Linked DNA regions of Homo sapiens: all the other regions are linked to region 2. The links are chromatin loops, found by intact Hi-C in ENCODE. Cell type or tissue: CD4-positive, alpha-beta T cell. All regions are shown on one strand.

Evidence for each region. Hi-C counts contacts between places; a loop is a spot of excess contacts. Peaks named below come from ENCODE experiments on the same cell type or tissue, not always from the same donor. Only the 100,000 strongest peaks of a DNase experiment are listed, where the experiment ranks them.
Region 1: it touches region 2 in a loop (2.6-fold over the local background); 7 of 110 quality-filtered maps call a loop at or near these places.
Region 3: a loop joins it to region 2, with 8 times the contacts of the local background. A loop is called at or near these places in 2 of 110 quality-filtered maps.

The regions. Positions count from the first base shown.
Region 1 is chr19:7,098,542-7,106,541 of GRCh38, reverse strand. It overlaps LOC124904625 (a long non-coding RNA gene), which reads left to right and starts at 6,980. Exons shown (of 3, transcript XR_007067110.1): 1 at 6,980-7,060. RefSeq lists enhancers at 3,043-3,542, 3,543-4,044 and a silencer at 6,904-7,273. In CD4-positive, alpha-beta T cell, a CTCF peak has its summit at 3,992; DNase peaks (open chromatin) are centred at 4,051, 4,511, 6,991 and 7,311; H3K4me3 peaks cover 1,297 bases; H3K27ac peaks cover 1,117 bases.
Region 2 is chr19:7,193,205-7,201,204 of GRCh38, reverse strand. All of the region lies in intron 2 of INSR (insulin receptor), which reads left to right. It overlaps LOC124904626 (a long non-coding RNA gene), which reads right to left and starts at 1,621. Exons shown (of 2, transcript XR_007067111.1): 1 at 1,489-1,621. RefSeq lists a silencer at 2,560-3,189 and enhancers at 3,021-3,857, 3,670-3,869. In CD4-positive, alpha-beta T cell, no CTCF peak of the experiment used is centred here; DNase peaks (open chromatin) are centred at 3,054 and 3,824; H3K4me3 peaks cover 1,948 bases; H3K27ac peaks cover 689 bases.
Region 3 is chr19:7,390,387-7,398,386 of GRCh38, reverse strand. All of the region lies in intron 10 of ARHGEF18 (Rho/Rac guanine nucleotide exchange factor 18), which reads right to left. ARHGEF18-AS1 (ARHGEF18 antisense RNA 1) reads left to right here and starts at 3,328. Exons shown (of 2, transcript NR_186326.1): 1 at 3,328-3,394; 2 at 7,667-8,000. RefSeq lists enhancers at 1-385, 2,461-2,640 and silencers at 397-597, 2,851-3,420, 3,129-3,569. In CD4-positive, alpha-beta T cell, no CTCF peak of the experiment used is centred here; DNase peaks (open chromatin) are centred at 3,286 and 4,746; H3K4me3 peaks cover 1,536 bases; H3K27ac peaks cover 1,699 bases.

The sequences.
Region 1 (8,000 bases), 95 kb after region 2:
TCAGTGTGGGCCTCTTCTTTGCTGCCTCCACCCTGGCTTCCCCTTTTCACTTCTCCCCTTAATTCCCTTCCTCTCTCTGTATTTATCTCACTGTTTCTCCTTGTGTTTTGATTTTTTTTTGTTTGCTTGATTGTTTCTTCATCACCCTGCTCCCTCCTTGTTTCTGTCCTACTTTCTACTTCTTGCCACTCTTTTATCTCTGTTTTATTTATTTCAAGTCTGCTTCATCCTCTCCTCCATCTTTTTCTGTATCTGCCTTCTGCTCTTTTCTCCTATTCTCTTAATCTTTCTCCTTCTGTGTGCTTCCCTTTGTGGTCAGCCATGTTTCTGCCTCTCTTCATTTGTGCTTCTCCTCTTTTTTTCCCTTCTCTCTCCATCCTCACCATCTACTCCCCTCTTGCACCCACCATGGTTCCCTCACTTTCTTTCTTTCTTTCTTTTTCTTTCTTTCTTTTTTTTTTTTTTTTTTTTGAGACAGAGTTTCACTCTTGTTGCTCAGGCTGGAGTGCAATGGCACAATCTCAGCTTACTGCAACCTCCCCCTCCAGGGTTCAAGTGATTCTCCTGCCTCGGCCTTCTGAGTAGCTGGGATTACAGGCACCTGCCACTATGCCCAGCTAATTGTTTATATTTTTAGTAGAGACGGAGTTTCACCATGTTGGCCAGGCTGGTCTCGAACTCCTGACCACAGGTGCGCCTGACCTACTTTATTTCTTTTATACATTACTTCTGTATCTCCTTACCCCATCTTTCCCTCTGTCTTTCCTTCTATGTAGGACTTTTCTGTCTTCCCATTTTTTTCTCTATTTCCCCCTCTCCTCCTCCCACTCTTGTCTTATTTTTCTTCTCTCCCTTTGCTTCCCTTGTGTGTGTTCCTTAGTTTCTCTCCTTCTTGGTCACTCTCTCTGAGTTATTTCTCCAGTTTTGGTCTCACTTGTTTCTCTTTTTTTGCTTGTGTATTTCTGCTACCCAATCTTCCTGTCACACTATAATTTGGGCTTTGCTTTTCTTTCTCTCTCATTTCACCTTCCTCCTCCCACTCATATCTCTGACCTCCTCCCCCTTTTCTACCATTCTGTTTCTACCTCTACTTCTCTTGGGGCCTTTTTTTTTTTTATCTATCTGTATTTGTAATTTCCTATATGTTTGTCTATTGCCTTCTCTTCATCCACCCATCCATCTATCTGTCCTTCTTTCCTTCCTTTCTATCCATCCACCCACCCATTTGTCTGTATATCCATCTTGTCTATCCATTCATCATCTATCCACCTACCTGTCCATTCATCCACCCATCCATCCATTTATCCATCCACCTATCCATCCATCCATCCATTCATCCATCCATCCATCATCTATCCCTCTTCTTGTCTGTCCATCAATTTATCTGTCTGCCTGTCCTTTCATCCAAGGCTCCTATCCAGTGGTAAGACCCTGACAGGCTGAGAAAGCAAGGCACAGGCTTTGGTTTCATAGACCACAGCCTCACAACCAGAGGAGGAACTCTGGCTGGGCTCTGGGTTAGAATGGGGATGTGGGTTGCTGAGACAGTCAGACTTGGGAGCCAGGAAATGCAAATTCTGGCCTTGGCTCTGCTCCATGTGTGTTCTGCATGACCACAGATGAGACAGTGGTCATCAGGATAGTACACAAGTGAGAGAAAACATCTTCAAAGTACTTCACAAAAGAGGGAAGCCATAATTTTAATAGGGCTGACATAGTTGGTGGGTGGTTTAGACTATGAGTCCATGGTCTAATGTTCTCAACTGTTGATCTCCAGGCTCCTTAGAGGTTGCTGACCCATTTCCTGAAGCATAACCCCAGGAGTGGGAGGCCACTGTGTTGGAGTCACTGTAGTGGATTCTGTAGTGGATGCTGTAGTGGATGTGGTGATTGCTGTGGTGGATCCATGATGCTGTAGTGGAGGTAGCAGATGCTGTAGTGGAGGTAGTGGATGCTGTAGTGGAGGTAGTGGATATTGAGGTGGAGGTAGCGGATGCTGTAGTGGATGCTGTAGTGGATGCAGCAAGAGCCACGGCACATCCACTGTCGTGGATGCTGTCATGCACCACCCAGATCACCTCTTCAGAACCAAGTGCTCACTCTTCCAACTTCCAGGAAAGTTGTCTTCTGGGGGCGGACAACTGAGTCCCTCTTCTGGAACTTTCCCAGGCTTAAGGGAGCTATTTTGTCCAAGGTTATTCCCCCTTCCCAGAGAGCAGCCGCATTTGATGGTTGATGGGGTATGACAGGTTGGTCCCCGTGCCTAAACAATGAGATGAATTCAACTGTGCAACCCCAATATATTGAACTCTTAGTCCCCAGGACCTCAGAATGTGGCCTTATTTGGAAATAGGGTTTTTCTGGGGAGTATTTTTGTTTGTTTGCTTTTGAGATAGAGTTTCGCTCTTGTTGCCCAGGCTGGAGTGCAATGGAGCAATCTCAGCTCACTGAAACCTCCGCCTCCTGGGTTCAAGTGATTCTCCTGCCTCAGCCTCCCAAGTAGGTGGGATTACAGGCATGTGCCACCATGCCCGGCTAATTTTTTATTTTCAATAGAGACAAGGTTTCTCCATGATGGGCAGGCTGGTCTCGAACTCCCGACCTCAGGTGATCTGCCCGCCTTGGCCTCCCAAAGTGCTGGGATTACAGGCATGAGCCACCGCACCCGGCCTTGTATTCTTTTTTTGTTTTTGAGATGGAGTCTCGCCCTTGTTGCCCAGGTTGGAGTGCAGTGGCACGATCTCGGCTCATTGCAATCTCTGCCTCCTGGGTTCAAGCGATTCTCCTGCCTCAGCCTCCCGAGTAGCTGGGACTACTGGCATGTGCCACCAAGCCCGGCTAATTTTGTTTAATTTTTAGCAGAGACAGGGTTTTGCCATGTTGGCCAGGCTGGTCTCAAACTGCTGACCTCAAGTGATCAGCCCACCTTGGCCTCCCAAAGTGCTGGGATTACAGGTGTGTATTCATCTTTTTAAATGTTGTGTAGTAGGACTGTTTTTCAAGATAATTAGCCTGCCATACTGCAGACAAGTCTCCTTGTCTCATATTGATCTTTTTTTCTTATGGGCTTCTTCCCAGCTGAGTCAACTTTACATTCCAGAGAAGAAAGTGAAGGCCATCGATTATGAAACTTCCATTGCTCACTGTAATCTGTGATCAGAAAGGGAGTGGCTCCCTTGTCTGTGGAGTTGAAGAGATTTCCCTTGTTCAAAGTGAGTAATTGTAAATTGCATTCTAGGAGACCAATGTATTGTTCTTAATGGAAGGAGTAAATGCTAATTGGCTCACATGTTTAATTGGTGATTATTGTTTTCAGAAGACAGACATATGTTAGCCATCAGCGCAATCATTTGGAAGAGGTTAAAGCCATTGAGGAATGAAAATCATTGAGGAAAAGAGTTAAAGTCATTGAGCCTGGTTACGGCCACGCTCGGTGGCTCACGCCTGTAATCCCAGCACTTTGGGAGGCCGAGGCGTGTGGATCACCTGAGGTCAGGGGTTTGAGACCCTCCTGGCCAACATGGTGAAACCCCATCTCTACTAAAAATACAAAAATTTGTGGCCGGGCGCGGTGGCTCATGCCTGTAATCCCAACACTTTGGGAGGCCGAGGTGGGCGGATCACCTGAGGTCGGGAGTTTGAGATCAGCCTGACCAACATGGAGAAACTCCATCTCTACTAAAAATACAAAAAAAAAAAAAAAAAAAAGAGCTGGGCGTGGTGGCACATGCCTGTAATCCCAGCTACTAAGGGGGCCTGAGGCAGGAGAGTTGTTTGAACCGGGGAGGTGGAGACTGCAGTGAGCTGAGATCACGCCACTGCACTCCAGCCTGGGCGACAGACCACGACTCCATCTCAAAACAAACAAAAAACAAAGTGAATAAATTGTATAGTTGCTCTCTAGGAGACAATTGCATTGTTCTTCATGGAAGGAGTTAATGCTAATTGGCTCACATGTCTAATTGGTGATTATTGTTTTCAGAAGATGGACATCAGGGCAAACATTTGGAAAAGAGCTTGTGGATTTAGGGTGGTGCAATACTGCCATCTTCAGGGCATATTTTGAAATAAAAAAAGAACGGCACTCTAGATGTGTCAGCCGTGGGAAAAACGGATGAAAGTATTAGAAACTCCTCATTGAAAGAGGCCAGGGAGGCTAGGCACGGTGGCTCATGCCTATAATCCCAGCACTTTGGGAGGGTGAGGCAGGTGGATCACCTGAGGTCACGAGTTCGAGACCATCCTGGCCAACATGTTGAAACCCTGTCTCTACTAAAAAATACAAAAATTAGCCAGGCATGGTGGCGCTTGCCTGTAACCCCAGCTACTTGGAAGGCTGAGGCAGGAGAATCGCTTGAATCCAGGAGGTGGAGGTTGCAGTGAGCTGAGATGGCGCCACTGCACTCCAGCCTAGACAACAAGAGAGAAACTCTGTCTCAAATTAAAAAAAAAAAAAGTTCAGGGAGACCACAAAATCAAGATAAGGATGTTCTTTTTTATCTTGATTTGGTTCTCTCATTGTCTCTTTCGCTCATAGCGCGATGGTTAAGGGTACTGATTCTGCAGTGAGACTATCCCATTTAAATCCCTTACCAGCTGCGTAACCTTAGGTAAGTTACTTAACCCCTCTGTGCCTTCGTGTTTCAGTTTCCTCATTCGTAAAACAGTGTTATCATGCAAGTCCTCCAAAAAGCAAACACCAAAACAGAATTCCAATGTGAGGATAAACAGGTGAGGGGCCAGGTCTCAGCGCAGTTCAGAGAAACTGTCTGTCAGGCCGATGGGGTGTCCCTATGCAAATATCACCAATGAGCATTCACTGGGGGCAGAGAACATGCAGCTGTTGCCGATGGAGCAGCCCTCGCAGGGGACGGTGGCAGGGCCGGAGCAACAGGACCGGGAGGGCAGGAGGACCTGAAACCACCGGAGAAGTTCATCTTACTCATCAATATAGAGCTGATTTATCAAGGCAGGAGAATTGGAATAGAGAAAGAATTCAAAACATGCACATTGGCCGGGCACAGTGGCTCACGCCTGTAATCCCAGAACTTTGGGAGGCCGAGGCGGGCGGATCATGAGGTCAGGAGATCGAGACCATCCTGGCTAACACGGCGAAACCCTGTCTCTACTAAAAATACAAAAAATTAGCCGGGCTTGGTGGTGGGCGCCTGTAATCCCAGCTACTCGGGAGGCTGAGGCAGGAGAATGTCATGAAGCCGGGAGGCGGAGCTGGCAGTGAGCCGAGATTGCACCACTGCACTCCAGCCTGGGCGACAGAGCGAGACTCCGTCTCAGAAAATACAAACAAACAAACAAAATGCACGGCCGGCTAAATGGGGAACCTGAAAATTTGGAGGCTAGGGTTTTTTAAAGATAGTTTCGTGGGCAGGGAGGCAGGGAACAGGTGCTGTTAATTGGTCCAGGATGCGTGGAAATAAACAGTCCTTGTGTGCTGAGTTTGTTTCTGGGTGGGGGCCACAGGAATCATCCGGTCGTCAGAAATGCAAAAGTCTTTATTTATTTATTTATTTATTTATTTATTTATTTATTTATTTAGACAGAGTCTCTGTTGGGAAAAGGGCTTGTGGGGTGCCTGTATAAACTGGCCATAAAAATATGGGACAATAAGTTGTGGAAAGCCACAAAAGGCTTCTGAGGAGGAAAGCCTCCTAATTGCCATCATGTTCACATGCTCAGAGCGAGACCTGCTCTCTTATCTGTAAACACTGTGTTCAAGGAGAAAGACACTCCTTTGAAACACTGGAATGTGGACAGACGTGCAGGCTCCTAGTAAAGCCTGCTCCCACTAGCTACTCTCCGATAAGTTAAAGATATGTTGTTTGAGCACAACGGAGAATCATTTAAACCACTATTGCTATAGATTACGCGTATGACGCACTGCCTCCCTTTCACTGTTTTGCCCTGAACATCTGCTTCTCAGATCTAAGTGATTGTACTCAATAGTGTGGAGACCAGAGCTCTGAGCCTTTTGCCGCCTCCTACCTCGCATCTGGCCCCCCTGGCTCCCCACCTTTAACTTGTCTCTTCTCAATCCTTTGACGCCACCGGACTTAGAGTACCCTACGGGTGGTGTTGAGGCTGGTCCCCAACAGTCTCTTGCTCTGTTGCCCAGGCTGAAGTGCAGTGGCGCAGTCTTGGCTCACTGCAACCTCCGCCTCCCAGGTTTAAGCGATTCTCGTGCCTCAGCCTCCTGAGTAGCTGGGATTACAGGCATGCATCACCATGCCTGGCTAATTTTGTATTTTTAGTAGAGATGGGGTTTCACCATGTTGGCCAGGCTAGTCTCAAACTCCTGACCTCAGGTGATCCACCCGCCTCGGCCTCCCAAAGTGGTGGGATTACAGGCATGAACCACTGTGCCTGGCCCAAAAGTCTTAAATGACATCTCAAAAGGCCAATCTTAGCTTCTACAATAGTGATGTTATTTACAGGAGTAATTGGAAGGGTTACAAATCTTGTGATCACCTGAGCAAGGGCTGGTAATCCTTAACGAAGTCTACATCTGAGCAGAATTCAGGCCCTGCTCTAATCATAACTTGGTGATCTCTTATTTTTATAAGGCGGTTTAGTTTTAGGAAAGGCTATTGTTATTTAAACTGTAACTAAATTTCTCCCAAGGTTAGCTTGGCCCACACCTAGGAATGACCGAGGAGAGTTTGGAGGTTAAAGGCGAGATGGAGTGGGTCAGGTGTCTTTCACTGTCATAATTTTCTCACTGTTATTAATTTTTGCAGAGGCAGTTTGAGGCCCTGCAGATGACTCTGGCCATGTTGACAGCTTCGGGCTCAACCATCCACGGCCCCTTCCCCACTGCAGTCCCCTGACCTCCCTTCCCCTGCTCCCAAGAAGATGGGTCCCGGCTCAACCTCAGCGCTTTTCGCCCGCTTAGCTCCTCCCACCCGGCACTGGCTCCTCCCACTTGGCATCAGCTCCTTCGACCGGGGCTTCGACTTCTCCCACCCGACCTCGGCTCCTCCCACGCAGCCTCGGTTACCCTCTCCGCCACCCGCTGGACCTCGGCTTCCAGGGCCCTGCCTCGGTTCGCCCGCCCTCAACCCCGCACTTGCTCTCGGCTTCCGCTCTTTCTGCCCAGCTCGACTCTCCCGCCCGCCCTCACCCCAGGTGCTACCCTCCCTTCGCCCTCTCTGCCCCGCGACCTCCCGCGCTTGGCGCCAGTGCCACCGCTTTTCGGTCCAGCTCGGATCCTCCCGCCCGGCCTCGGCTCTTCCGCCGAGCCTCGGCTTCCCCCGCCCAGCTTCGGCTTCCTTCGCGCCTGGCTTCGGCTCTTTCCGCCCAGCTTCGGCTTCCCCATCCGTCCTCGCCTGGCGTCCTACCATGGCGCTGCCTGTCCCTCTCTGTCTCCGACCTGAAACTTCCCCTCCCTCCGTCCTGGCCATGGCTCGGCTTCTCCGCCGCCCTTCCCGCTGCTTTTCGGCCCTGCTCGGCTCCTCCCGCCTGGCCTCGGCTCCTCCCATTGGCCTTGGCTTTTCCGGTTCCTCTCGGCCGACCTCGGCTCCCACCACCCGTCTTTGGCTCCCCTCGCCCAGCCTTGGCTTCTCCGCCGCTCCTCGGCTCAGTTCGTTCAGTTCGGCTTTCTCCGCCCGGCTTCAGTTTTCTCCGATTTCGCCGCTTCAGTTCGGCTCTTTCCGCGTCTCCCCATGGCACCCTGGGCTCGGCGTGGCTCTGGGTCTGGTTGGGTCCTTGTCTTAGTCCGGGGGAGTTGCACTAATTGAGTTCCCGTCATTATGATATGGAGGTGCCAGTGTCTCCACATCCTGGTCAATCTGTTATCTTTTTAAAAGAAAAAAATTCCTGATCAATGAAAAAGGGAATCTCAATGTATTACTTCCCATTTTTCTTAGGAGAGCCACTTGTATTTCTGTGAACTGTTGTTAGCATTTGCTCCTTTCTCTAATTAACTCTTGGTCTTTCTCTTACTGCTTCGTAGGAGTTCTTGAATACTAACAAATTATTATGAG
Region 2 (8,000 bases):
GGGTATGCCATTCTCTCTCATAAGCTGTACTCTCTTATTATCAGTAATTTCTAAATAGCCTGTAAAATTTATATGGACTCAAAATGCAGGAAACATCAATAGGTTGAAACTCAACAACTTGTAAAAAGTTACTCCTGTACTTAATTGCATAAAATGTGTATTGCCTACATGAATGAGAATAAAAACTTCCAAAATGCCCCCAACAAACAGGGGTTTTTGCACCTTGCCATGAGTAGCTTTCTGGAGCAAGCCGGAGTGGTTAGAGCTGTGACTCGGCAACCACAAACACAACCATTTTTGTGTGGAAGTGTGGCTCTTCAGCCTTTTTTTTTTTTTTTTTTTTTTGAGATAAGGTCTCACTCTGTTACCCAGGCTGGAGTGCAGTGGCGTGATCCTAGCTCACTGCAGCCTCAACTTCCTGGACTCGAGCAATCCTTCTGCCTCAGCTTCCCAAGTAGCTGGAACTACAATCATGTGTCATCATGCCCAGCTAAGTTTTATTTTTTTTAATCTTTAATTTTTTTAAGAAATAGAGATGAGGTCTTGCTATGTTGCCCAGGCTGGTCTTGAACTCCTAGGCTCAAGCAATCCTCCTGCCTCAGCCTCCCCATTAGCTGGAACTACACTTGTGTATCATCATGCCCAGCTAATTTTTAATTTTTTATTTATTATTTTTTTAAAGAGATAAGGTCTTGCTCTGTTGCCCAGGCTGGTCTTGAACTCCTAGGCTCCAGCAATCCTCCCACCTCAGCCTCCAAAGTGCAGCCTCTATATCTTGAACTCCACACCTCAAACCCAGATTGTCCACATGTGAGCACCTGTCTTTTTGGTTTGCTGTTTCTCTCGTGAGTTGTATCCAGTTGCCCAAGGTGGAAAGTTGGGCGTCATCCAGCAGGTAAGTCCTGACACCTCCACCTCCCCGATGGCTTCAGAAGCCAGCCTCTTCTTTTCTGTTTCCTCTGCCTCTCAACTTCCTCATCCATCTACCATAAGCCAGAAAAATGACCCCCAAATGTGAATCCGATGGTGTTCTTTCTGCCTGACATCTTTCTTTGGCTTCTGCTGTGGGGTAAAGTCCAAGCCCCTTGGTTCCCTGTCTTTCCTCTCTGGTCTAATCTTCTATTCCTCTCATCCTGTACTTTGCCCTTCATCAACTCTGAACTGTTTATAGTTCTCTGAACATAGCCCGAGTGATTCACACATTTGCATGTACTGTTCCTCTCCTGCTGTGATAAAGGGACAGTCACCTAATCCCCGCCCCTCCGTTGCATTTTTTTTTTCCTACAAGATTTATTATGCACCTACTGTGTGTATGGCTCTGGGATGCTGTAATAAGCAAGACAGACACATCTTTCCCTTCACGGGGCGTATGTGTCTCGTGCATACTGGGAGGGCAGGGACAGGGTCTCCATTCATTTCTGCATTCCAATGCCAAGAGGGTGTCAGATCTGGGTGGGTCGAGGTAGGGAACAGGTAAACATAACTCACAGTGTGATGCCGTGTTACAGCCAGGCTGGGTTCCTCACGCCTGTGATGGCAGCGCTTTGGGGAGCCAAAGTGGGAGGATTGCTTGAAGCCAGGAGTTTGAGACCAGCCTAGGCAACATAGAGAGACCCGCTCTCAAAAAAAAAAAAAAAAAAAAAAGCTGTCGCAGTGGCACTCTCCTGTAGTCCTAGCTCCTTGGGAGGCTGAAGCGGAAGGATCACTTGAGCCCAGGAGTCCTAGACTGCAGTGAGCTATGATGGCTCCATTGCACTCCAGCCTGGGCCACAGAGTAAGACCCTGTTTCAAACAAACAAACAAATTTAAAAAATCAAACAAACTCCCACTCCCCCAAACTCCATACCACACCCTCTCCTGGTCTCTCTGGGAGACCTGGATTCGAGTTCTGGCAGAGCTGGTTATTGGCAAAGTAGCCCCTCTATGCCTCGGTTTCTCCAATTCTAATGGTGATGATTGCTTGAATAATTGAGTTAATATGACCTCATTGATGGATTGGACCGTGTGTGCTGCAAACAGATTACACACTTTAAAGTGTATTCATGCCTGTAATCCCAACACTTTGGTAGACTGAGGCAAGAGGATCACTTGAGGCCAGGAGTTCTAAACCAGCCTGGGCAACGAGTCCCCATGTCTACAAAAAAATAGAAAAAATTAGCCAGGCATAGTGATGCACGCCTGTAGTCCCAGCTACTCGGGAGGCTGAGGTGGGAGGATGGCTTGAGCCCAGGAGTTTGAGGCTGCAGTGGGCGATGATCACACCACTGCACTCCAGCCTGAGGCGACAGAGTGAGACCCCCCCCCCAAAAAAAGTGTATTTATGGGGGTGAATGTTAAATGAGAATGTCCACTCGCTGCCTTGGTTTACTGGAACTGCAAATTCAATGGGGACACACAAGTTTTCAAATGCATGCGGAATACTGGCTGGAGGTTACCCCAAAAACGTAGCCTGTGGATTTTAAGAATGTATTTATGAGTATGGTTCTCGTTTTCTGGGTGAGTGGTGGGTGAGAATAGAGGGTGCACTGGCCCGGCGAGTTCGGAGATGCGGACCCTCCCCCCCTGCAATGTGAGGAATTTTGCTGTGTGACCCTAGTGAGCCGCTGCACCTTTCTGGACCCCTCCCGAGGGAGGCCTGGGGTCAGGGGGCCCCTCGGCAGTCCCGGGAGCTGCCACGCGGTGACCCGATCTCCTCCCGGGCACACGCCCAGCGCCGCGCGCAGCCTAAGCCACCCCGGTGGATGCTTGATGAGCCCTTGCAAGCTCGGTTTCTCCTTTTCCCTAGCTTTTTCCAAAGTTCCATCCGTGGCAGACTCGACCTGCGGGGTCTGCAGCCACGAGGGGCCCTCCCAGGGCGCCCTTTCCTCTGGCCGGGACCGCCCGGCGGCGGCCACTGCCCGAGCGCCAGTCTGGGGAGCGGAGCCCGGCGCACCCGGGGGGCGGGGCCAGCGCCCCTGCAGCACGCCCGCCCATTGGCTGAGCGCGAGGGCGGCGCTGCGGCCGCCGCAACCGCCGGGGCCGGATTCCCCGGAGCGGAGTGCGCCCCGGGCTTTGTGCTGCGCTGAGGCCTCCGGCTCGAGGGGGCGGAGCCTTGAGCGCCTAGGGCTCCCTCCCTCGCCCCCATGGGCACACACGCAGACACGGGCACACACGCAGACACACACACACGCCCATCATGGACACACACACACGCTCGCCCACCATGGACACACACACACTCCCACCATGGGGACACACACACACTCCCACCATGGGGACACACACACACACACACACACACACACACTCTCACTCTGGAACCGACCAATCCTGGGGCTGCACAGACACACACGCGCACACACTCTCTCTCGTTCTCTCTCTCTCTCTCTCGTTCTCTCTCTCTCTCGCTCTCTCTCCCACTCTGGAACCGACCAATCCTGGGGACACACACACACACACACACACACTCCCACTCTGGAACCTGCCAATCACACACACACACACACTCCCACTCTGGAACCTGCCAAACACACACACACACTCCCACTCTGGAACCTGCCAAACACACACACACACTCCCACTCTGGAACCTGCCAAACACACACACACTCCCACTCTGGAATCTGACACACACACACACACACACACCCAAACACACACACTCCCACTCTGGAACCTGACACACACACACACACACACACACACACACCCCCACTCCCACTCTGGAACCTGCCAATCCTGGGGCTGCTCTAGCGAGGAGACCCCTGGGACCCCGCCTCCTTCCGGGCCTCTGCGTGCGCAGTATATCTCCTAAGAGATCCGCAGCATGGAGAGGGCCCGCCCCCGTGGACGGACTCACTCCCTCCCCACTCACTCACTCACTCGCTTACTCACTCACTCACTCTCTCTCCGAAGAGAAGAAGCCTGCGGCTCCCGAAGCGGGAAGGCCCTCTGGTACTCTGTTCCCTTTCTAGCCTCTATATGCGCCGTATGTCTCCAAAGAGCTGCGCAGTTCTATTCCAAAGGCGTCATCGCGTGTGGGGCGGTATTGTCAGGCAAGGAAAAGGGGCGCTTCCCCGCTTCAAGGACACGCGCTCCTGCGGTCGTCGCTGCTGACCACGAAGCTGTCAAAAGTTCACCTCCTTGGCTGCCCCCAACCCCTGCCCCTTTGCCATTAAATCATTTACTAGATTCCAACTAGAGGAATTTGGCTCCGGGGACTCGAACCTCTGAGGTCAGGGTCTGGGGCCAGTGTGGGAGAGAAAGGCCTTGAATGGAAACAAAATAAATTACTTTAAGGAGTTTATAAAACTCACACTTATAGGGAGAGCCGCGGGGCCCTGTGGTCAATGTACCAGCAGGCCCATGACGCAACTGTTCCGTTTGGAAATTTCTGGAAAGCAGTAATTTTTGGAATCATAAATCTTGAGTATTTTTTTTTTAAACTTTGGAAAGGTTTTTAAACTTTTTTTTTTTAAGTTTTTTTTAAACTTCGGAAAGTTTTAAGCTTTGGAAAGAATGTAACAAAATGTTATTAACATATGTGGAGCTATCGAATCATTTAATGGTGGTTTCTGTATTTTCTGTTTTGTTTTTTATCACATACCTTCTTAATTAAGAAAAACCCAAACTAATTTGAACTTTAAAAGGGAGGCAAACAAAAAAGTGTCAGAGTGACTGGATTTTTGTGCGCAAGTCATTTAACAATGCAGCGCTGCGTCTCCTATTTCTCTGGCTTTTAACCTTGCTTTGGACAAATTGGTCGCTTTTTGTTTTGATGTCGTTTCAAGCTTACGGAAAAATTGCAAGATTATATCTAGATCAATCAATTGTTTACGTTTTATTCTACTTGTTTTATTACCTTTCTAATATATTTATGCACACACATTATATACATTTTTTTCCCCTGAACTATTTGAGAGTTAGTTGCAGGCATGATACATACTCCTTAATTCTTCAGTGGATATTTCCTAAGAACAAGAAAGTTCTGAGGCCAGGCGTGGTGGCTCATGCCTGTAATCCCAGCACTTTGGGAAGCTGAGGCGGGCGGATCACCTGAGGTCAGGAGTTCGAGACCAGCCTGACCAACTTGGAGAAGCCCCGTCTCTACTAAAAATACAAAATTAGCCAGGCGTGGTGGCACATGCCTGTAATCCCAGCTACTCGGGAGGCTGAGGCAGGAGGTTCGCTTGAACCTGGGAGGCAGAGGTTGCAGTGAGCCGAGATGGTGCCATTGCACTCCAGCCTGGGCAACAAGAGCGAAACTCCGTCTCAAACAAAAAAAAAAAAAAAAAGAAAGAAAAGAAAGAAAGTTCTCTTACATAATGATGGTACTGGTGCCGTTGTCAAAATCAGGAAATTAACATTGATACAGTATTTTAATCCAATGTCTTCTATAATCTTATCTGTTGTCTCAATATTGCCCTATATAGATTTTTTTTCCTAGGCGAAGGTTCCAATCTAGGATCACACTTTGCATTTGAATGCTGCTGTCTCTTAAGTCCGCACAATTCCTCAGTTTTCTGTGTCTTTCCCAACATTGGCTTTTATTTATTTATTTATTTATTTATTTTTATTTTTTTTTGAGGCGGAGTCTTACTCTGTCACCCAGGCTAGAGTGCAGTGGTGAGATCTTGGCTGACTGCAACCTCTGTCTCCTGGGTTCAAGTGATTCTCCTGCCTCAGCCCCCAAGTAGCCGGGATTACAGGCATGCGCCACCACACCCAGCTAATTTTTGTGTTTTTAGTAGAGAAAGGGTTTCACCATGTTGGCCAGGCTGGTCTCGAACTCCTGATCTCCAGTGATCTTCCTGCCTCAGCCTCCCAAAGTGCTGGGATTACACGTGTTAGCCACCACACCTGGCCAACATTGGCAGTTTTGAAGAGCACAGGCCAGTTATTTTATCGAATGACCTCAAGCTAGGGTTAGTAATATATGGAAAGAAAGCTACACAAATATTTTGTCTTTTTCATTGCCTCATAATGGGAAGTACGTGTTGTTGCCTTGTCCCACTATTGTGGGCAATGTTACTTGAAGTATTTTTAACTAGAATTTTTAAGAAGAAATACATTTCCCGTAAGGCTCAGTACCCAAGACATGCATATACCTGAATGAAAAGTTTCCCACAACAAGATTTACTCTTGCCATTTTCTAGTACTGTGGGATTTTTTCCTTTTCTTTTCCCCCTGCAGGAGGGGATGCTGCTGGGGGCTGAGGACAATGCTAAACCTGGATGTCTCGAGGACAGGGGATGGGGTTTTTGTGTCATCTATGTTCTGATGCTTTTTCATTTAATACGAGAACAGGTTTCCTATGATTTGGCACACTGGGACATTCGACATGTGTTTGTTGAATGAAAAAAAGAAAAAAGAGAAATGCTAACAATTTGTTGAATAGTCCATAAAAGAGCAAAGCTGGCCTGGCGCGGTGGCTCACACCTGTACCAGCACTTTAAGAGGCCAAGGCAGACGGAGGTCACGTGTTTGAGACCAGCCTGGCCAACATGGTGAAACCGCTTCTCCACTAAAAAAAAAAAAAAAAAAAAAATCAGTTGGTGTGGTGGCGTGTGCCTGTAATCCCAGCTACTCAGGAGGCTGAGGCAGGAGAATCGCTTGAACCCAGGACATGGGGGTTACAGTGAGCCAAGATTGCACCACTGCACTCCAGCCTGGGTGACAGAAAGAGATTTTGTCTCAAAAAAAAAAAAAAAAAAAAAAGCAAAGCTATTATTAAAACACACTCCACACTTCACCCCTGAGCCCCATATTGATTTTGTAATAAGGCAAAGATAATTTTTTTTTCTTTTTTTGAGATGAAGTCTCATTCTGTCGTCCAGGCTGGAGTGCAGTGGCACGATCTTGGCTGACTGCAACGACTGCCTCCTGGGTTCAAGCAATTCTCCTGCCTCAGCCTCCCAAGTAGCTGGGATTATAGGTGCCTACCACCACGCCCAGCTAATTTTTGTATTTTGAATAGAGAGTGTTTCACCATGTTGGCCAGGCTGGTCTCGAACTCCTGACCTCAAGTGATCTTCCTGCATCAGCCTCCCAAAGTGCTGGGATTACAGGCGTGAGCCACCATGCCCAGCCAACAAAGATGATTTTAAGAGAACCTTTGTAAAAGCTCTCACCGATGCCTGTCATTATTAGAATATTTGGGAGTAGAATCATGTAACTGATCAATAACATTGTTTACTGTCTAGCAGAGGCTTTTGAAAAATGTATTTCCTGGCTGGGCATTGTGGCTTACGCCTATGCCCAGTTTGGGAGCTCGGGGAGAGCGGATCTCTTGAGCCTAGGAGTTCAAGACCAGCCTGGGCAATATTGTGAGACCTCATCTCTACCAAATGTATATATACATATACAAAAATTAGCCAAGCATGGTGGTGTACGCCTGTAGTCCCAGCTACTCAGGAGGCTGAGGTAGGAGGAGCACTTGAACCTGGGAGGCGGAGGTTACGGTGAACCAAGATCATGCCACTGCACTCCAGCCTGGGCGACAGAGTGAGACACTGTCTCTAAATAAATAAATGAAAGAAGAAGCTACTTGAAAAAAATATGTATTTCCAAATATATGTCAGTTTTGACAGGATAGTACACATACATAGTAAAAAATAAAAATAAAATAGGGCACTTTTTTGTGTCCCTTTCAGAGGGACATATGTCCCATGTGTCCTCCCCCCTCCTGCCCCTAATTTTTTTGTTTGTTTTTTTATGAGATGGAGTCTCACTCTGTCGCCAGGCTGGAGTGCAGTAGCGTGATCTCAGCTCACTGCAACTTCCGCTCCCCAGGTTCAGGTGATTTTCCTGCCTCAGCCTCCCATGTAGCTGAGACTACAGGTGCGCGACACCATGCTCAGCTAATTTTTATATTTTTCGTGGAGACGGAGTCTCACCATGTTGGTCAGGATGGTTTGGCTCTCCTGACCTCGTGATCCGCTCACCTTAGCCTCCCAGGCTTAGCCTCCTTAGCCTGCTGGGATTACAGGCATGAGCAGAAGAATCTCTTGAACCCGGGAGGC
Region 3 (8,000 bases), 200 kb before region 2:
TTTAAAAATGAAATATGACCGGGCGTGGTGGCTCATGCATGTAATCTCAGCTCTCTTGGAGGCCAAGGAGGGGATATTACCTGAGGTCAGGAGTTCGACATCAGCCTGGCCAACATGGCGAAACCCCGCCTCTACTAAAAATACAAAAAATTAGCTGGGCGTGGTGGCACACACCTGTAATCCCAGCTACTCGGGAGGCTGAGGCGAAATTGCTTAAACTTGGGAGGCGGAGGTTGTAGTGAGCCAAGATCACACCACTGCACTCCAGCCTGGGCGCCAGAGCGAGACCGTCTCAAAAAACAAAAGGAAAAAGAAAAAGGAAACACACTTTGAAGTATATATACACAGTGGCATGATTAAATCTAGCTTAGTAACAAATGCAGCACTTCGCATAGCTCTCATTTTTGTGGTGAAAGTGCTTAACATCCGCTCCTCTTGCATTTTTCAAGAATATGTCACGTTGCACATGATAAATACATACACTGTTATCTGTCAGTTAAAAAAACAAAAACAAAAACCACAGGCTGTGGCAGCTCACGCCTGTAATCCTAGCACTTTGGGAGGCCGAGGTGGGAGGATCGCTTGAGTCCAGGACTTCAAGACCAGCCTGGGCAACATAGCGAGACCCCACAAAAAAAATTTTTTTTTTTTTTTGAGATGGAATCTCGTTCTGTTGCCCAGGCTGGAGTGCAGTGGCACGATCTCGGCTCACTGCAACCTCTACCTCCCGGGTTCACGCCATTCTCCTGCCTCAGCCTCCTGACTAGCTGGGACTACAGGCACACGCCATCATGCCCAGCTAATTTTTTGTATTTTTAGTAGAGACGGGGTTTCACCGTGTTAGCCAGGATGGTCTCAATCTCCTGACCTCGTGATCTGCCCCCCCCCGGGCCTCCCAAAGTGCTGGGATTACAGGTGTGAGCCACCGCACCCGGCCCAAAAAATTTTTAAAAATTAGCCAGACATGGAAGCGCGTGTCTGTAGTCCCAGCTACTTGGGAGTTTGTGGCAGGAGGATTATTTGAGCCCAGGAGTTCGAGGCTGTAGTGAGCTATGATTGTGCTATTGCACTCCAGTCTGGGCAACAGAGTGAGACCCTGTCTCTAAAAAGAAAAAAAAAATTTTAAGTAAAATCACATACTAATTTCAGAAGAAAACAAAAACTAAATAAGCTATACAAAACCAAAACAAAGTAACGTTTACAAAAATGAAATGTATTATGCCTGCCAGCTGTTTGCTCTTTTTTGCTCTAGAACAAACACATCTTCATTTTTTTTTTTTTTTTTTTTTCGCAAAAAGGCTTGCTGACCTACAGAAATAGGAAACTACTGATAAAGCGTAAACCCTGACTCGGTCCAAACAACATCCGAGATGCTCAAATTTTCCAAACTCTTTATAATTTGGAATGTTAACCTAAACATCCAAGCCTGGGAGCATTCGCATATGCAAAGGGTGTATAACACTGATGGAAAGTTTGCCATATGCCAGACACTTCTGTGATGCACCTTACACAGATTACTTCATAGAAACCCCAACCAACCCTTATTCCCATTTTAAAGATGGGAAGACGGAAACTTAGTGAAGTTACACGGCTAACAGGTGGTGGAACTGGGACCAGAACCCAGCTCGGATCTGACCTCAAGCCTGTGCTCCTGACACTTCTTTTTTTTTTTTTTTAGACAGTCTTGCTCTGTCGCCAGGCTGGAGTGCAGTGGCCCGATCGCGGCTCACTGCAACTTCTGCCTCCCGAGTTCAAGTGATTCCCCTGCCTCAGCCTCCAGAGTAGCTGGAACTACAGGCGCCCGCTACCATGCCCGGCTAATTTTTGTATTTTAGTAGAGATGGGGTTTCACCATGTTGGCCAGGATGGTCTCGATCTCCTGACCTCGTGATCCACCCACCTTGGCCTCCCAAAGTGCTGGGATTACAGGCTTGAGCCACCGCGCCCAGCCTCTCCTGACACCTCTTACAGCTGGAGGATTAATCATTCACTCAGACACCTGCAAAACTCATCCCTTGGCCACTGGGCTGTCTATACTGTCCTGAACTCTCTCTCTGGTCAATGGGAAGAGAATGGGGCCCTTCAAAGCTACTGGCTGGAGCTTCATCTCCGCGAAAACAAGGCAAAGGGGAAAAGGTGTGTTGGCCGCTTCGCTTCCGTGGTAAAACTTTAAGAATGTTTTTTAATCCTGTGGTCCAGGCTTTAATCTCAACAGAGCAAGAGATAAGGGGCAGATAGCCACAGCAAAACACTCAAGTGCTAGTAGAATTAACGCAGGAAAAGAAAACCAAATACTGCACTTTCCCACTTGTAAGTGGAGCTAAACCTTGGGTACTCATGGACACCAAGAAGACAACAGAAACTGGGCTCTACTAGAGCGGGAAGGGAAGGAGGAGGTCAAGGGTTGAAACTATCTATTGAGTACTATGCTCAGTACCTGGGTGACGAGATCAGTCACACCCCAAACCTCAGCATCACGCAATATATCCAGGTAACAAACCTGTACATGTACCCCCTCAATCTCAAATAAAAGTTGAAATTTAAAAACGTAAAACAAAACGAAACATGTAAGGACCAGGGGAAAGCTTCTCGTTCCCGTCCGCAATGAAAGCACCAACTGAGTTCTTATACAAGAAACTAAAACCCATGGCACAGATAGTTCTCACGGTTTTGCACCCAAACGCTCCCTGCCAGGGAGGGCTGTCTGCTCCGGGGTGTGAGGGTTCTCCCGGGAGGCCTGAAATACGACGGTGCTGGGTATTGTGGTGGGTTCCATTCCATCCCTGGTCCTGCCCCGGGCGCTCCTGAACGAGGAGCAGAGGCTGGGGCCCAAGTGACCCCTCCTCTCCTCTCCTGGAGGAGAGTAAGCCGTAGCACCCCAGGACTGGCTGGGGCTCGGACGGAGCGGGCGGGCATCGTCTGCACCTCTGCACCCTGCAATCGCCGCCTAGAGCCTCCATGCATTGAAGGAGCAGCCTGCACCCCAGCACCCGTTCGCCTGCCTGGAGAAGTCCCCCAGGAGCCGGCGGGAGGCCCGAGGCAGCCCCGGGGGTCCCGCGCCCCAGGCCACCCCCTGAAGAGACCGAGGGCCCCCTCCTGAGCCCCGTTTTCCTCGGGACCGCCCCGCCGCCGTCCTCACCTCGGCCCGATCGCCCGCAGGCCGCTCTCCGCCAGCTCCTCTGCCACTCTCGCAGCCGCCTCCGATGCCTCCGTCCGGCCCCCCCAGATCCACAGTAGCTAGCAGCTGGGAGCCGGAAGCGGGAAGCCGCGCGAGGAGAGCAGCGCATGCGCGATCCCGCCTCGGAGGCGGGGCAGAGGGCGTGACCCGGAAGGAGGCGTGCCCTCGAGGGCGGGGCGCTCCCGGGGACCTGGGGCTGCTGCTCCCCGAGCCGTGGTGAGGGGGCGTCGGCTCGGCCTTGAGAGGGGCGCGGGCACCGAAGTGGGAGGGTGCTCGCGGCGAGGGTGAGGGCGACTTTTGAGGGGCGGGTCAGCGGGGTTGGGGGGCTTTTTGAAGGAGAGCAATGCGAGCCTGGCTGTCAGTAGGGCCGGGGGCTCTGAGGGGACAGCTGGGTTGCGGGGATCCAGAGGGAGAGCAGCAGGGTTAGGTGGGCGTTTTGTGGGGTTAACGGAAGCCTGGGTGATTAGCGCGGCTGGGGAGGGAGTCCTGAGGAGGACAGCGGTTTGGAGAATCTCAAGGGGGGTACAGCACAGTTAGGGGGACCCTGAGGGAGGACAGCGGGGTTGGGGGACCCCAAGGGAGGACAGCGGGGTTGGGGGGACCCCGAGGGAGGACAGCGGAGTTGGGGGACCCCGAGGGAGGATAGCGGGGTTAAGGGGACCCCAAGGGAGGACAGTGGAGCTGGGGGTGTTTTGGAAGAATCAACGGATGCCTGGAGGGGTTGTCAGTGGGCTCCTACGGGCTCGTTAGGATTGGAAGTACCTAAGGGGGGCACTCCCAGTGGTGGGGAGTCCTAGCGGGGAGAGTCCAAGAAATGGAGAGGGCAGGGTCTGTCACCTGAGAAAAAAGAAGCAGCATCAGGGAGTGGTGGGGGGATCACTTCATCCCAGGAGTTCAGGACCACCAGTCTGGGCAACATAGCAAGACCCCATCTCTACAAAACATTTTTTAAAATGAGCAGGGCATGGAGGCGCCTGCCTGTGGTCCCAACTCCTCCAGAGGCTGAGGTGGGAGGATGACTTGAGCCTGGGAGGTCCAGGCTGCGGTGAGCTATGATCATGCCTCCAGAGGCTGAGGTGGGAGGATGACTTGAGCCTGGGAGGTCCAGGCTGCAGTGAGCTATAATCATGCCACTGCACTCCAGCCTGGACAACAGAGCAAGACTCTGTCTCAAAATAACAACAACAAAAAAAGAGGCAGCATAGACTTCAGAAAGGTGGGTCTGGGAAAAATGAATCATATACCTCTCCAGTGGTCTCAGACACCCCAACATAGATACCATCAGATCCCCTAAACACAGGCACCCAGGCAGGTGCCATCAGATACCCAAAACAGGCTTCCAGGTAACCCCCAAATATGTCAGACACTCCACATAGGTCCAGCAGATACCCCCAAACACATACTAGATAACCCCAATACAGATGCTGTCAGATACCCTCAAACAGGTGCTCAGAGTCTGAAACACATACCATACCCTCCCCTATCCACTTCCACACAGGTGCTATTTGGCAGATGTGGATAGGCCAGATGCTTCCCCCAGCACCAGCAACCTCTCAATTGCCATCAGACACCCCAGTCTTGAGGTTGCCTGTCTAATCCAAGTCCTGCCACAGGGGAGGCAGTTGAACAGTAACCAGGAGTCGAGCAGAACAGCTCTCACCAAGGTTGGCTGGTCAGCCAGGCCTAGAAGATCTCCCCATGGCCAGGCAAGACGGCTCATGCCTGTAATCCTAACACTTTGGGAGTCTGAGGAGGGAGGATCACTTGAGTCCAGGAGCTTTGAGATCAGCCTGGGAAACCTCGCATGACCCAGTCTCTATTTTAGAAAAAAAGATTTCCCCAAACCCAATCACTTCAAAACATGCACAATATGTTGTTGAGAGTCCCCAGTTCAGAAGCTGGAGGGTTGCGTCCCCAGGTGGACTAGCCTTCAGTTCAAGTCCAACCTTCATGGTCCAGAGGAAGGGAGCATGTTCAGGGAATTGGATGTCCCAGAAATGCAAGACGTAATTCACCAGGCACCCTACTGCAGCTGAGGTCAGAAACTCTAACACGGGAGTTTATGAGGGCTCAATGGTTGGGCAGCTGTGTAGCTGTGGCTTATGGACTTAGGGGCATGAACCTTATTTTTTTTCCTTTTTTTTTTTTTTTTTTTTTTTTTGAGACAGGATCTCACTCTGTCACTTAGGCTGGAAGTGCAGTGGCACAATCATAGCTCATTGCAGCTTCCATCTCCTGGGCTCAAGTTGTCCTCCCACCTCAGCCTCCCAAGTAGCTGGGACCACAGGCACACACCACCACGTCTGGCTAATTTTTTTGTAGAGACAGAGTTTCGCCATGTTGCCTAGATTGGTCTCGAACTCCTGAGCTCAAGTGATCTGCCCGCCTGGGCCTCCTATGATGCCAGGATTGTAGGTGTGAGCCATCATGCCCGGCCTTTGAACCTTATTTCTTTCTTTCTCTTTTTCTTTCTTTTTTTTTTTTTTTCTTTCTTGAGACAGAGTCTCACTCTGTCACCCAGGCTGCAGTGTAGTGGTACCATCTAGGCTCACTGCAGCCTCCACCTCCTGGGTTCAAGTGATCCTCCTGCCTCAGCCTCCCGAGTGCTGGAATTACAGGTATGCACCACCAAGCCTGGCTAATTTTTGTGTTTTTTTTTTGTTTTTTTTTCAGTAGAGTCAGGGTTTCACCATGTTGGCCAGACTGGTCTTGAACTCCTGACCTCAAGTGATCCTCCCACCCTGGCCTCCCAAAGTGCTGGGATTACAGGCGTGAGCCACTGGGTCTGGCCATCAGCCTTATTTCTATAGCTATCTTGGTTATAGGAAACTTCAGGTGGACACAGCCCTCCCCTAAACATAGAAACCAACTTTCTCAGAGACAACTAGGAAGGAGAAACATCTCCCATCTTTCTTTTATCCATCCAACCATTCTGCATTTATGAGTCTTTTTTTTTTTTTTTTTTTTTGAGACGGAGTCTCACTCTGTTGCCCAAGCTGGAGTGCAGTGGTGCCATCTTGGCTCACTGCAAACTCCACCTCCCAGATTGAAGCAATTCTCCTGCCTCAGCCTCCCGAGTAGCTGGGATTGCAGGCACCCGCCACTACATCTGGCTAATTTTTGTATTTTTTGTAGAGATGGGGTTTTACCATGTTGGCCAGGCTGGTCTTGAACTCCTGACCTTAGGTGATCTGCCTGCCTCAGCCTCCCAAAGTGCTGGGATTACAGGCGTGAGCCACCACACCTGGCCTCATTTATGAGTCTTTAGCATGGACCAGGGGCGCTAGGAGCTAAGGAGATGCAAGGAGCTTAGGCCCAGAGCAGGGTTTTCTCAGCTTGGCACTTTCGACAATTAGGGCTGGATAATTCTCGGTGGTGGTGGCAGGGGTGGTCTCCTATGCACTGGAGGGTGTTGAGCGGCATCCCTGGTCTCTACCTCCTAGATGCCAGTGGCTCCCCTGGTCCTGAAAAAAATGCCTCCAGATGTTTCCTTGGCTGAGAGCAACTGGCCTAAGAGACATTCAGACACTTATCCAGCCTAATTCCGACTTCCTGGAGGAAGTGGGCCTGGGCTTTGTCTTAAAAGGATGAGTAAGAGTTAGGTGGGAGAGGGAGTTCCAGGAACAGCGCTGGATGAGCAAGGCACAGCGTATGTGTATGACGTGTATGAACAGCCATGAGACTTCAGGGTGACTGGGCCGTGGAGTCCGGAGAACCTGAGTAGTGGGAGAGAAGCGTGGAGGGATAGGTGGGGTTGAATTATAAACAGCCTCAAAGGTCAAGGCCAGGAACAGGACTGTCTGGCGTGGTGTCTGTTCTCTGAAAAGCATCCCAACTTTATCGTGGAGACCCACCTTCTCTAATTACCTGGAGTATGACTCATTCTCTGTTCTGTTTGTTTAACTTACTGTGAGGCTGTTTCCTCCGTCTGTCCCACGGACGGGAGGAAACGGGACAGACTGTCACGTTGACTTTGAATACCTTTAAAAGCAGGTAGGCCTGTGGGGAGTTATACCTTGGGAGGACTTTTCTCAGCCTGCTGGGAATGAGACATGGGTGTTTTGGCCCCTTCATGCCTCCTGACACAGGTGGGGAGGGGTTTGTTGTCAGAGAACAGGGTTAGGGTCTGTGATTTATTTTTTTATTTTTATTTTATTTATTTATTTTTTTGAGACAGAGTCTCACTCTGTCAACGGGCTGGAGTGCAGTGGTGTGATCTCAGCTCACTGCAACCTCTGCTTCCCGGGTTCAAGTGATTCTCCTGCCTCAGTCTCCCAAGTAGCTGGGACTACAGGCAGGCGCCACCACACCCAGCTAATTTTTGTATTTTTAGTAGAGACGGTGTTTCACCATGTTGGCCAGGATGGTCTCCCTCTCTTGACCTCGTGATCTTCCCTCCTCGGCCTCCCAAAGTGCTAGGATTACAGGCGTAAGCCACCACACCTGGCTTGGTCTGTGATTTATTATTATTTTTATTTGTTTTTGCAGCTTTGCAGAGGCAAGCGTCTATGATTTAAATGCTAGCTTTGCCGCTTACTGGCTGAAAGACTTTAAATGACAATAACAAAAAATGAAGAGGATGATGATGATGATACAAGATACCATTGCCCGTGTGTACCAGACATCATGCTAAGTGAGTGCTACCCACATCATTTTTCTTTCTTTTCTTTTCTTTTCTTTTTTCTTTTTTTTTTTTTTTTGATACAGAGTCTCGCTCTGTCACCCAGGCTGAAGTGCAGTGGCGCAATCTTGCCTCACTGCAACCTCCACCTCTTGGGTTCAAGGGATCCTCCCACCTGAGCCTCCTGAGTAACTGCGATTA